Regions from separate parts of the Homo sapiens genome. Here region 2 is linked to region 1. Evidence: chromatin loops called from intact Hi-C (ENCODE). Cell type or tissue: heart right ventricle. All regions are shown on one strand. Each heading gives the region's core, and the rest is flanking DNA. Links, peaks and the distances in the headings are about the cores only. Region 1 overlaps COA8 (cytochrome c oxidase assembly factor 8). Region 2 overlaps XRCC3 (X-ray repair cross complementing 3).

Evidence for each region. A loop is a pair of places that touch in the nucleus more often than their neighbours do. Peaks named below come from ENCODE experiments on the same cell type or tissue, not always from the same donor. Only the 100,000 strongest peaks of a DNase experiment are listed, where the experiment ranks them.
Region 2: a loop joins it to region 1, with 2.1 times the contacts of the local background. A loop is called at or near these places in 35 of 110 quality-filtered maps.

What each region holds. Positions count from the first base shown.
Region 1 is chr14:103,568,412-103,575,353 of GRCh38, reverse strand. COA8 (cytochrome c oxidase assembly factor 8) reads right to left here. Exons shown (of 5, transcript NM_001370595.2): 2 at 3,534-3,731; 3 at 1,184-1,247. Among named protein-coding and RNA genes, the nearest start is that of COA8, 8.9 kb to the right of the region's middle. In heart right ventricle, for the core only: a CTCF peak has its summit at 3,165 (motif pointing left); a DNase peak (open chromatin) is centred at 3,158; H3K27ac peaks cover 1,554 bases.
Region 2 is chr14:103,702,061-103,709,002 of GRCh38, reverse strand. It overlaps XRCC3 (X-ray repair cross complementing 3), which reads left to right. Exons shown (of 10, transcript NM_005432.4): 5 at 344-481; 6 at 1,788-2,000; 7 at 5,676-5,830. Among named protein-coding and RNA genes, the nearest start is that of XRCC3, 9.9 kb to the left of the region's middle. RefSeq lists enhancers at 1,968-2,529, 2,530-3,089. In heart right ventricle, for the core only: no CTCF peak of the experiment used is centred there; a DNase peak (open chromatin) is centred at 3,596; H3K4me3 peaks cover 751 bases; H3K27ac peaks cover 2,418 bases.

The sequences.
Region 1 (6,942 bases), core at 829-5,828:
TTCAATACTCAGCAAAGCCATCAATAGGATTCTGGGACCTTAGTAAGAATCAAAACAACTTCTCCCATCTGTTAGGAGAGTGGCTGTCTCCAAAGCCCTTCCAAGCTATGAGCCGACCTAGTCCTACCTGATATGATGACAGACCTATGGACACGGCACATGTGGTGTGCACACAAGCACACACACATGTACACACGTGCACGTACGCACACACATGCGTACACACGCACGCATACACGGCCAGGTCAGCATGGAATGCGCTGACAGCCATGGGGCGCGGCGAGGCCCAGTAAGGCTTTGCAATCCGACTCCCGACGTGAGAATCCAGGCCACGCCACATTCTCACTGTGCAATTCTGGTGAAGCCTCAGGTTGCTCATCTATAAAATGGTAAAGATAACAGTATCTACTTCATTGGGTCACTGTGGGAAATGCAACAGGTGATATATGCACAGGACTTGCACAGTGTCCAGCACAGGACCCAAAACTGTGAGTGCTCATTCTCATGCTTACTGCTGGATGCAGCATCTGCTCCAGCTCTGCCCCACAAGACCCCACCTCTCCAGGGCCCGCAAGACCCCACCTCTCCAGCAGCCAGCAAATAGCAACAGAGGTCCTGGCATGGGGGTGACTCAAGCTCCTGGCCCTTTATTCCAAATGAATCAGGTGAGGCAAAGGATTAGTAGGAATGGCACTTTAGCCCAATGACAGACTTGGCTTTTGGGGTCGATGATTTTGGATTTTCTATCAGAACAACTTTTTGGCAGCAGACATCTGTTTAACGAACAGCATGAGATGTTATTCAGGCCTAACACTGACACCAGGAGAAAATAAGGAGAGGCTATTTTGAGCACTGAACTGAGATCAGGAATCAGAAGAAAAGCTGCTTTGGAGGGAGAAGCTGCAAAGGCTGAGACCTCAGTACGAAAGTCAAAGGTCAGAGGTTGGTCATCCATCATAACCACCTAAAATCCGGAGAGAAAGGAGGGAGCTGAGATTGGAGAGCCATGCCTGGGAACTGGGTGTGCAAGAGAACTTGGACAGGGGTGTGCCGAGCACTGCCCCAAAGCAGGCCAAGGACCGCCCTGAACTTCCCCACCTCTCTCACCGCCCTTCCTTTCCCTTTTCATGGACTAGCTCAAACGCAAAGAAAGCAAAAAAAACAATCAAACAAACACACTAACCTGATTCAGTTCTCAGGCCCAGGCCTTTAGTTTTTAGTCTTGAGTGAATAAATTCTTCTTTTTCCTTAAAAAAAAAAAAAAAAAAAAAAAAAGGCTCTCAGAACTCCTTTCTCTGTCTTTCCATTTTTCTTTGGCTAGAGCACAGCTCACGGTGTACTGGAGAAGTTTAGATGTGGATTTTCTGAGAAGCTAGTGACCCATCTCAAAGCTCGTTTAAAACCCTCTGAATGTGGTTAAAAGTTTTGTGCTTGAAACAGGATTTGAGAAGATGTTCAATAAACTTTGGGAGACGCTGTTTGTTTATAAATCCACAGAATAGGTCAGGCACAGTGGCTCACACCCATAATGCCAGCACTTTGGGAGGACGAGGTGGGTGGATCACCTGAGGTCAGGAGTTCCAGACCAGCCTGGCCAACATGGAGAAACCCCGTCTCTACTAAAAATACAAAAATTAGCCCAATGTGATGGTGGGCACCTGTAATCCCACCTACTTAGGAGGCTGAGGCGGGAGAACTGCTTGAACCCAGGAGGCGGAGGTTGCAGTGAGCCGAGATCACGCCACTGCACTCCAGCCTGGACAACAGAGTGAGACTCTGTCTCAAAACAAAAACAACAACAACAAAAAAAACCCTCCACAGAATATGATAAATATACCCCACCAGACATAGCCCACTCAAATGGAAAGTCAAAGTTTAAATGTTGCCGGGCACGATGGCTCATGCCTGTAATCCCAGCACTTTGGGAGGCCAAGGCAGGCGAATCACCTGAAGGTCAGGGGTTCAAGACCAGCCTGGCCAATGTGGTGAAACCCCATCTCTTCTAAACATACAAAAATTAGCCGGGTGTGGTGGCGGGCGCCTGTAATCCCAGCTACTTGGGAGGCTGAGGCAGGAGAATCGCTTGAACCAGGGAGGTGGAGGTTGCAGTGAGCTGAGATCATGTCACTGCACTCCAGCCTGGGCAACAGGAGTGAAACTCCATCTCAGAAGAAAAAAAAAAAAGTTAAATGTTTTTCTTCTGGTTTAGACTATTTATACTTCTTTCTTACACAGTTTATTTATAAGTATCCTGTTAAGAATTTTGAATTCTCTGCTGGGCATGGTGGCTTATGCTTGTAATCCCAACACTTTGGGAGGCCGAGGTGGGCGGATCACGAGGTCAGGAGATCAAGACCATCCTGGCCAACAGAGTGAAATCCCATCTCCACTAAAAGTACAAAAATTAGCTGGGCACGGAGGTGTGTGCCTGTAATCCCAGCTACTCGGGAGGGTGAGGCAAGAGAATCACCTGAACCTGGGAGGTGGAGGGTGCAGTAAGCTGAGATCGCACCACTGCACTCCAGCTTGGTGACAGAGCGAGACTCCGTCTCAAAAAAGAAAAAAATTTTTTTTTTTTTGAATTCTCAGGAAGAATGACAACACATCACAAAAACGGGTTTCTTTTTGAGGGTCTCACTCCTGTCACCCAGACTGGAGTGCAATGGCGCGCTCTCGGCTCATTGCAACCTCCGCCTCCTGGGTTCAAGCAATTCTTGTGCCTCAGCCTCCCAAGTCATGGGGATCACAGGCATATGCCACCACACCTGGCTCATTTTTATATTTTTAGTAGAGATAAGGTTTCGCTACGTTGGCCAGGCTGCTCTCAAACTCCTGGCTTCAAGTGATCCACCCCTCTCAGCCTCCCAAAGTGCTGGGATTGCAGAGCCATCATGCCCCACCTAAAAAAACCGGTATTCTCATAAAGATAAACACACACACCTATGTGTGTAAAACATGTACTTCTAGTTCTGGCTCTGCTGCTCACACATTGCATCCTTCAAAGTCTCAAGATCTGTGGTTCTACGAATGACCATTTCTTATATACAGTTACATATTAGTTTTTAAAACTATATGCATATATGTACATACAGTGCGGGGGATGGACTGAGACCCAGTACTACCACGTAACAAATAGCAAAGCAATATACTAAACACCTAGCACCCTCAAGTGGCCAACTGTGTTATTTCTCATTCTGATCTAAAACTTTTTTTTCTTTTTTTTTTTTTGAGACGAGTCTGGCTCTGTCACCCAGGCTGGAGTGCAGTGGCGCAATCTCCGCTCACTGCAAGCTCTGCCTCCCGGGTTCACGCCATTCTCCTGCCTCAGCCTCCCGAGTAGCTGGAACTACAGGCGCCCGCCACCACGCCGGGCTAATTTTTTGTATTTTTAGTAGAGACAGGGTTTCACCGTGTTAGCCAGGATGGTCTCGATCTCCTGACCTCGTGATCTGCCCACCTCGGCATCCCGAAGTGCTGGGATTACAGGCGTGAGCCACCGCACCCTTCCGTTCTGATCTAAAACTTAAACTTACCTTACTAAAAGTCAAATTCTGGTTTGCCCAGAACTGTTGATTCCATTCTTGTGTTTCTTGTCTTAATTTTCTAAGCTTTTGTTCCAATGGAGATTCATTTTCAGGTATGTAAAAGTGAACAGGTCGAAGGTTTGAATATTTATCTGGGGGTCCTATCCAATCATGGCAAGACTTTCTTGGAGGGCAGAATCTTGAGACCTTTAACAAAGTAAATTGGATTAACATATGACAAAATGAATCTCTAGTATTATAAAATGTACAATCTGGATTTATTTATTTACTTAGAGACGGAGTCTCGCTCTGTTGCCAGACTGGAGTGTAGTGGCGTGATCTCAGCCAAAGTGCTGGGATTACAAGTAGGAGCCACCACACAGGGCCTAGTTTCTGGTTTAAATAATAACAGCCCTTTCCCGAAACTCAACCACCTTTGCTAAGCTTTCTTTTTTTTTTTTGAGACAGAGTCTCACTCTGTCGCTCAGGCTGGAGGGCAGTGGCGAGATCTCGGCTCACTGCAAGCTCCGCCTCCCAGGTTCACGCCATTCTCCTGCCTCAGCCTCCCAAGTAGCTGGGACTACAGGCGCCCATCACCACGCCCGGCTAATTTTTTTGTATTTTTTAGTGGAGATGGGGTTTCACCCTGTTAGCCAGGATGGAGCTAAGCTTTCTTAAGCTAATGAGAGACCCTACCAGGCTAGGAGGAGGTGAGGAGTCTGAATTCTGGTAAGGTGCCAGCCATCATTCCAGAGGTCACAAGATCTGCAACTTCTCCAATTACTCCTGCATCTCTATTGCAGAACCTAAGATTGGCTTTTTGAGATATCTTTTCAGGTTTTTTGCAAGTCCAACGTGATGGCTCCTCCTGGACCCGCCCAGAAGCCACTCGGCATGCAGGAGGATGAGTCCCACACCCCTGTGATTGCACCCAGACCAATCGGCAGCAAGCACCCATTGCCTAGCCACCTCCACCCCTTCCTCCAAACTATTTTTGAAAAAATCTAGCCCCCAGATGCGAGGAGAGACTGATTTGAGTAATAACTCTTCCATGTAGCATGGCTGGCCTCACATCAATTAAACTCTTTCTTTTTTTTGAGATGGAGTCTCGCTCTATCGCCCAGGCTAGAGTGCAGTGGTGTGATCTTGGCTCACTGCAACCTCCGCCTCCCGGGTTCAAGCGATTCTCCTGCCTCAGCCTCCTGAGTAGCTGGGATTATAGGCATATGCCACCACGCCCGGCTAATTTTTGCATTTTTAGTAGAGATGGGGTTTCACCATGTTGACCAGGCTGATCTTGAACTCCTGACCTCAGGTGATCTGCCTGCCTCAGCCTCCCAAAGTGCTGGGATTACAGGCGTGAGCCACCGTGCCTGGCCCTAAACTCTTTCTTTACTGCAATGCCATGGTCTCCATGAACTGGTTTTGTTTGTGCAATGGGCAAGAAGAACTGTCAGGGAGTTATAGTGGGGGGACCCTGCTATTCAAGACCTGAAACTATACTGCTCATCGTCAGGGTTAAAATACACTGATTTGATGCTGGATCAATTTAGGAATCCTTTTTAGAAAGTAAAGGCAGGATTGCAATACAGACCTTCAACATTTTACCCATCAGTCTAAAAACTATATACAATCACCAAATATCCCATTAAAAAAATAAAACCTACATTTCTAGCCAGGTGCGGTGGCTCACGCCTGTAATCCCAGCACTTTGGGAGGCTGAGGTGGGTGGATCACCTAAGGTCGGGAGTTCGAGACCAGCCTGACCAACATGGTGAAACCCCATCTCTACTAAAAATACAAAAATTAGCCATGCGTGGTGGCCGGCACCTGTAGTCCCAGCTATATGAGAGGCTGAGCCAGGAGAATTGCTTGAACCTGGGAGGCAGAGGTTGCAGTGAGCCGAGATCGCACCACTGCATTCCAGCCTGGGCGACAGAGCGAGACTCCGTCTCAAAAAAAAACAAACAAACAAAAAACCAAAACCTAGATTTCTACAAATGTTGACTTTTATTATTTTTTTCCTTATCATACATTAAAGGACTCAGAAAATGTTCATGGGCTTCTCCCCCAAGTCTTTGCATCTGTGATATTTAGCTGTTGGTAGAAACTAAGGTGAGTCCCACCAAAGGGACGGCACCACGGTCCACCCCCCTAGACTGTGGCCCAGGACGGCGACTCCTTCCCTCCTCCGAGCTGACCCGGGTGTCTGCAGCTCAGTGGGTTTCGCGCTAACCGTGCATGACCACTGTCCAGGGCTGCACCCGCTCTTTTCTGCTCACAGGCTCCCCATCAGGAAATGTTAAAGGAGCCACCTAATAATTAGCTGCTTTTTCTAGCTGCCCACATATCACAAAGCAAGCTCAGAGAGGTGTCAAGTGTGTTCGGCTACTTTTCCATATTTATCTACCAGTTATCACTCACATAAACTGCTTTACGGATAAAGCTGGTGTACCGATATTTTCAAATCATTGTTTGCCATTATAATGTGAGAGATGTTATCTTCCTTTGTTCTTCCCTATAACCACATGTTTCTGCCTTTATTCACGGAGGAGCTACTATTTAAAAGCGAGGACAAGCAGCTTGGGGGAGGAAAATGTCCTTTGGTAAGAGGAAGAGCCCTTTGTAGTGCGAATAATTACCATAATTGCTAGTTTCCACAGTACAAGCCTATGATTCATGGTGTCCCATTGGCTATGCTGGGGACAGAAGGCTCTTCCATCCGGCCCTCATGTCTGCGGGGAGGGCACGCTAGACCCTCACAGTCTCCTGAGAAGCAGCCTCAGTTCTGCCCTTGTCACAGAGAGGCACATGTGCATTCCTACTGGTCAGGCCGAATCTGCATCTTTGGGTCTGGGAGGGGAGTTAACCTTCCGGTTCTTGTGAAAATCTTTTTTCAGCCGGGCGCGGTGGCTCACGCCTGTCATCCCAGCACTTTGGGAAGCCGAAGCAGGTGGATCATTTGAGGTCAGGAGTTCGAGACCAGCCTGGCCAACATGGTGAAACCCCGCCTCTACTTAAAATACCAAAAAATAAGCTGGGCGTGGTGGTGTGCACCTGTAATCCCAGCTACTTGGGAGGCTGAGGCACAAGAATTGCTTGAACCTGGGAGGCGGAGGTTGCAGTGAACCAAGATCGTGTCACTGCACTCCAACCTGGGTGACAGAGTGAGACCCTGTCACTATATATATATATATATATATATATACACACACACATATATATATACGTATACATATATATATATATACACACACACGTATATATGTGTGTATATGTGTACATGTGTGTGTATATGTGTATGTGTGTGTATATATATGTATACATGTGTGTATATATATGTGTGTATATATGTGTGTGTGTATGTATGTATGTATGTGTGTGTATATATATATATACATATCTCCTTTCTTCTTAA
Region 2 (6,942 bases), core at 1,146-6,145, 130 kb before region 1:
GAACTGGGTGCCTGTCGTTTCTTCTCAGTACCGGAACCTGCTCTCAGCACCGGGACCTGCCCAGCCCTGTCTTCTGGCTTCTGCCCCAGCTCACGAGGCTGGTATCTGTCCGAGTGCCAGGACTCAGGGCGCAGTGTCCAGCAGCCCTTTCCTCGTGCCTGTGCATCGGCCACACTGTGTCCAGGGTTTCCAGGGAGCAGGGGATCCGGTCCCTACCCACCTTGTCCCCAGAATCGGAAGCACGGTGCTCTCACAGTGCTCTTAACAAAGCACCTTTTGTCACTGTGTTGCCCTGCGTTGTGACAGTCTGACATTTTCCTGTAATTTATCTGTGTTATTTCAGCCAAACTGAAATCGGTAAAGGAGGTTTTACACTTTTCTGGACCAGACTTGAAGAGACTGACCAACCTCTCCAGCCCCGAGGTCTGGCACTTGCTGAGAACGGCCTCCTTACACTTGCGGGGAAGCAGCATCCTTACAGGTAGGTGGGCCCTGGCATCTCTGCCAGGGGTGACATGTGGCTCCAGCATCATGGTCCCAGTGGTGCAGGGCAGGGGCTGTGCAGACTTCACCCAGGGACCAGCCTCAGGGCGTGTGGCAGCTGCTCCAGCCCCAGAGTTCCCATCTTGCTTGTCCTACACCCATGGGGCTGTGGTCACAGCATCGGGTCAGAAGATGCGTGAGGTGGACACGGGCTGTGGGACCTCCTGGGGACCTTGCTCCATGGACCAGAGGAGGGGGTGCAGGAAGCAGGGGTGGATTTGGCAGTCAGCACCCAGAGCCCTTCAGGCTCTGGCAGGGTGGGAACGGTGTGAGATGGGGCCCTGGCCACGGTCCCACCACCACGTGTGGGAAACCAGGTCTCAGCAGGGGAAGGAGGTACCCAGGGAACCCCATGCGCCTGGACGGACAAGGTTTCCATCCCTGCATCTCAGCAGGCCCTAGTAGGCAGCGGGGTCCTGGCATGAGCAGGGCCCTCTCTCCCCTGCAGGTGGCTCAGTGGCCCAGGCCCCGAGGAACGTGCTGAACTTGGGGCTGCCGTGGTGGGCAGGTGCCACGGCCACACACACGGTGCTGTGGGCAGGGCTCTGGGCAGGCCTCACAGTCAGGGTGGCCTGCTCCACCTGGACGGGGTGCCCAAGGCAGTGTGCAGACTCCAAGGGAGGGGCTGCTCCTCCCGGCCCAGGCCCCAGGCCAAGAGCGCAGCCTGCACCGCATGTCCCACCTTGAGCCTTGCCCTGAGGGGCTTCGGTGTCGTGGAGGAGGCTGTGTCAAATGGCTCATCCAAGGCCCTTTAGCCAAGAGGCTGAGACCAGCATTGCTCCAGAATGGTATCTGTCACAGAGAACTGACGGCATGTGGTGTGCATGTGTGCGCGCCTGCGGGAGCCCATTAAAGCCGCTTGAGAACTGTTCAGCACCCCAGGGCATCCCAGCTGGACAGAGCTGTGCCTTTTTCTTCACATGGAGGCTGTTAGGGAGCGCCTCGGGGCTCTCTGGAAGCTTTGGCTGAAGGCGTCTGGTGCTGCAATTGCCCCATAGGGGGATCCCTGCGGGCATGTGATGGTGGCCCTGGGGCTCCCCCTGACTCTGCATCTCAGGTGCACCCGCCCTTCCCGGCTGGGCCCCCCTCCCTGCCCTCAGCACCTTGCTCACCCCCATGACCGCAGGCACCTGTGCTCCAGCCACACTGCACCTGGCACAGGCAGGCTGACCATGCCTCCCGCAGTCCCCAGCCCTGCCCGCAGGCCCAGGAGAGTCAGGCCTGACACTATCCCTGCCCTTTAGCACTGCAGCTGCACCAGCAGAAGGAGCGGTTCCCCACGCAGCACCAGCGCCTGAGCCTGGGCTGCCCGGTGCTGGACGCGCTGCTCCGCGGTGGCCTGCCCCTGGACGGCATCACTGAGCTGGCCGGACGCAGCTCGGCAGGGAAGACCCAGCTGGCGCTGCAGCTCTGCCTGGCTGTGCAGTTCCCGCGGCAGCACGGAGGCCTGGAGGCTGGTGAGTGGCCACCCCTTCCGTGGGGTCTGGGCAGGTGGGCGGCCCCTGCTTTGTGTGGGACAGCTTTCCGTTGAGGTGGGGCAGTGGCCGCCTCTTGCGCTGTTCCTACCATTGCGTCTCCCTCCTTCTCACCCTGATTGCCCTCGCTCCTTCCAGAACAGGGAGGGGGAAGTGAGGCTGGGCTCAGCTGACAGCAGGAGGGGTGGGAGGGTACGAACCCCACCACCAGGCAGCCGGCCCTCAGCAGAGCTAGGCCCCCAGGGGTCGCTGGCTGAGCACAGCGATGCCGGCCCACGTTCCGCACAGCTGCCAAGCCCAGAGTCCACAGAGCCAGCAACGCAGGGAGGGCAGCACAGCCTTTCCCCGGGTGCCCCGCCGCCAGGCCAGGTATGCTCCTGGCGCGGCCCCGTGAGCCTGTACGCTCTGTCTGTGAAACGAGGGTTCCCTGCATTGGACTAAAGCGTTCAGAGCATGCCTGCCTGGGTCTCTCAGGTGTTAAAAGTTCACGTAGTTTTAAACTGTGAGCTGTGAGGAGGAGAGATGTTTCTCAGTAGCTCCTTAACTTTTAAACTAATTCCCTGGTGTCAACATGCGATTCCCACGTTGTCTTAAACTCCACGTGAACAGAGTGGCAGTATTTTTTCATCGGTGGCACCTCCGAGCACATCTGCTAGGCTCACTTCCCACACAGGGCCGGACCCCAGGCCCTGGACCCACAGGCCCAGCCAGCCACCTCCTCACGGGCCTGACCTGCCAGCAGCGGTGTGGCTGGGAACCTCACCTCTGCCACCCTCAGGTCAGCGTCATCCCCAGGACCCAGGGTGTGCTGTGCCTGCCTGAGCTTCAGTGCTGGGTGGAGGGTGAGGGGTCTCCTGAGCCTCCGTGTCGGGTGGAGGGTGAGGGGTCTCCTGAGAGCCCAGCTGGGGTCTGCTCACGCCACAGGCATTTTTGTCCCTGCAGCCCAGGGGAGGGCACCCTCTTGTCAGGTGCCTGAGTCCCTGCGGCTGGTCTTGGGGATGAGCCTGGAGACAGCCAGAAGCCGGGAGGACAGGAGTTGGCCTTGAAAATGGGAGTCTCCCGCTTACCGCACGGAAGAGCTGCTGTGAGGTGGAGGCGGGACTCGAGCGTGCTCAGGAACGGGACGGGAGCCGCCCTCATTCTCCAGCGTCCTCCGTGCCAGGCTTCGTGCAAATCTGATTTGTGCAATGACTCCCCCTCAGCTTCCACCCCGTTGGCCTTTTCAGTGAAGCCCACACTCCCCGATACCCAGGGACACAGAAGCCTTAGGACACCCTCCCTGAATCCCCCAGCTGTGCCCAGCCCAGTGACTGCTGCGGGATGACAGCACAGTCCAGCCTTGCGGGCCAGGGGAAGGGAGGGGGCCCCACGGCCACCGTGACCACATGCAAGGTTAGGGGTCAGATGTGCTTTCCTGGGGAAATGACTTCCTTTCCTGGATCCAATCTAAAGGCCCGAATTTTGAAAAGAAAGCGGCAGGCGGGCTCTGAAGTGATTCCGACTCCCGTGCTTAAGCCGCGTGAGGCTCTCCCAGGCCTGCTGGGGCCCCGCCCACCGCTGGGCTGTCCACAGCCACCCTCCTGCCAGCTTCACGATGTCCCCATGACTGTGCAGCCCCTACATAACGTCACCCCAACAAAAACACGCTGCTTGACCGGTTCCACCTGCTTCCGAGCCTTCCAGCCCAGCCTCTCTCCAGCCAACAGGACGGAGGAAGCCCAGGGCCCCGACCTTCCTGTGGCTCCTGACTAGGGGCACAGTCACTGCTGGGGACACTGGTGGGGAAGGGAACCAGCCACAAAAGGGATGTGGCCTCCCAAGGCAGTATTTATACGTTCCTGGCCTCAAGCGGGCCAGATGCTTCTCAGAAGCTTAGTTCTGACACAGAATGGGGCGGGGGGTTCCTGACCCATTTTTGCAACTCTTCTTTACGTTTGAAATTCTGTCAAAGCAAAATCAGCTCAGAATTAAAGGTTACGCGGACACTCACAAACAGGCTGCATGACACGGCGTGGGGGCACTGGCTCTCCCACAACTGCATGTGCCACTGCAGGAACAGGACGACGCCCCGTGGGCCACGGGGTCCTGGCTGGGCAGCCTTCCTGGCATAGTCAGTGCTTAGAGAGCTCGCCGGCCTTGTCTTTTTGTTTTTGTTTTGCAGGAAACTGGAGTTTTATTATTACTCAAATCAGTCCCCCTAAGCCTTCCTGTTTTTTAAATTGAGATGTAATTTACATGCCATAAAATTCCCTCTAAAAGTGTACAGTTCGGCCTGATAGGCGCAGTACCTCATGCCTGTAATCCCAGCACTTTGGGAGGCCGAGGCTGAGGCAGGCGGATCATGAAGTCAGGAGTTCGAGAGCAGCCTGACCAACATGGTGAAACCCAGTCTCTACTAAAAATACAAAAATTAGCTGGGCGTGGTAGCGCACGCCTTGTAATCCCAGCTACTCAGAAGGCTGAGGCAGGAGAATCACTTGAACCCGGGAGGCAGAGGTTGCAGTGAGCCGAGATCGCACCACTGCACTCCAGCCTGGGCGACAGAGTGAGTCTCTTGTCTCTCAAAAATTAAAATAAAATAAATAAATTCAGTGGCTTTTAATAGAAGCACAAAGTTCTGTGCCCGTCACCACTATCCAATTCCAGAACAGTTCCCTCACCCCAAAAGGAAACCCTACCCATGAGCAGTCAGCCCCCACCCCCAGCAGCCTGCCTCCCCTTTCCCTACCTGTGACTCTTCCTGTCCTGGGAGCTCCATGCAAGTGCAGCCGGACAGCACGTGGTCTCGTGACAGGCTTCCTGCATTGGCATTGTGTTTTCGAGGTTCATCCGTGCTGGAGCAGGTGTCAGAACTGCCTTCCCTTTTAAGATTCGATCATCCCACTGTAAGGATGGGCCGCACTTCATTCGTCCACTCCTCAGTTGATGGCCTTTGGGCCGTCTCCCCCCGGGCTGTCATGAAACGTGCTACGGTGGACGTTCTTTCTCTTGGGTATCTACCTAGGAGTGGGGCTGCTGAGTCATGTGATTTGTTTAACTTTTTAAGGAAGTACCGATTGTTTTCCGAGCTGCACCATTTTACATTCCTAGCGGCAGTGCACAGGGGTCAGGGGTCTGCCTCCTACACATCCTCACCAACACGTGTCTTTTCAAGCTGGCTTTTTGAATTTCACCATGGAGCCCAGATTGCAGGAGCTTTGAAGAGAGGAAACGCTTGCTCAGTGGGGGCCTTGAGGGTGGCCATGTGTCGGGGCTCAGGGGCCATTTCCAGAAGGCGTTGCCCTGATGCTGCCACTTGCTCCCTGCCCTGCAGTGGGGAACGGAGGTTCACAGGGGGAAGGAGGGGCAGGGTGGAGCAGGAGAGGCCTCCCATCTGTGGCCATTCCAGCCCAGGGCCCAGGACAGGGGAAGTCCTTGCCTGGGTGTCAGAAGTGGAGACCCAGCCCATATTCCTCCTGAGGGGTCACCTGGCCCCGGAGGTGGCTGCCAGTGGGAGGGTGAGAAAAAGCACCAGCCTCCTCCCTCCCCAGGCGAGGGGCAAAGAACCTGTGAGGGGCAGAGAGTTAGAAATGGCGGGAGACATCTGCACTTGATTTGTGTGGCAGTCACAGGCCCGTCTGGAGTCCCCTGGGCACATCAGGCACTCTTGCTTCCCAGGAGCCGTCTACATCTGCACGGAAGACGCCTTCCCGCACAAGCGCCTGCAGCAGCTCATGGCCCAGCAGCCGCGGCTGCGCACTGACGTTCCAGGAGAGCTGCTTCAGAAGCTCCGATTTGGCAGCCAGATCTTCATCGAGCACGTGGCCGATGTGGTGAGTGTGGGAGAAGCCCCATGACACCCCCAAGGCAAGCTATTCAGGACCATTGGGGCAGGTGTAGCCACCACGGCAATGGGGTCTCACAGCAGGGCAGGGAGAGTTGGGGCTCAGCTCTGAACACAGCATGGGTCATGGGGGTTTACGCCCGAGGAGCAGGTGGGGTCAGAGGATGGAGAGTGACTGAGAGGAACTGGCAGGGGAGGGAATTCTGGCTAAAGCATCCTGCCAGGACCCTTGCTGAAGGTGTGCCTTGGGGATCAGACGGCCTCTGGGGACTGTGGAGGATGGACCAGTCAGCTACTGAGGGCGACTGGATACGGAGAGCAGGGGTCCTGCTACAATCTCAGCAGGGATTGCCAAAACTGGATTTCATGAGGACGTGCACAGATGGGCCTAGGAGGAGGCTCAGGAGCCTGACGGCAGTTTGGCCAAACAGAATCCTGGCCAGGAGTGGCTGTGGGCCAGGCAGGCAGGGCGGCAGGCTGCGACACCCAGTTACATCTGAATCTCAGGCAGCTTTGAAGCGTGTTCTAGAATGAGGATGCCCATATTCAGATCAACTTTCTTCATGATCTGAAACTCAGATGTAACTGGGCGCCTGTACACCATCTGTCAACCTTGCCCATGAAGACGGAGTGGGGAAGAGAAGCCCCAGGCGGGTGGCAAGGACCTCCTCTGGGCTGTGGGCCCCTGACCAGCTGCCCCAGGAGACCACCGCCCTGAGAAGGATGCGACCTGCTCTCCAGGCTGCTGCCCTGGTGAGATAGCTGTGTTGGTTTCCCCTTGCCCCTGAGGGGAAGACGGCCCTCACTAGGGGCACAGGGGCTCCACCTGGCCAAGGCCTGCTGGGCACCCAGCTCAGACAGGTGACCTCAGATCCTTGACCACTGCCTGGCTGCTGGCTTCCCTGCAGACACTGGCTGGGCTTGGAGGAGGGACCTATGGCAGGGCCTTGCAGAGAGCAGGGGCCACTCACCGGGGGCCAGTGGAGTCCGTCCTGTAGCCAAGAAGCAGGCAAGAGAGGCTGGGACCCATCCCTGCAGCTGGGGCAGCAGTGCTGTGAGCTGTCAGTGCTTAGTTTATAGACATCATCCTGGGAGGGAGAA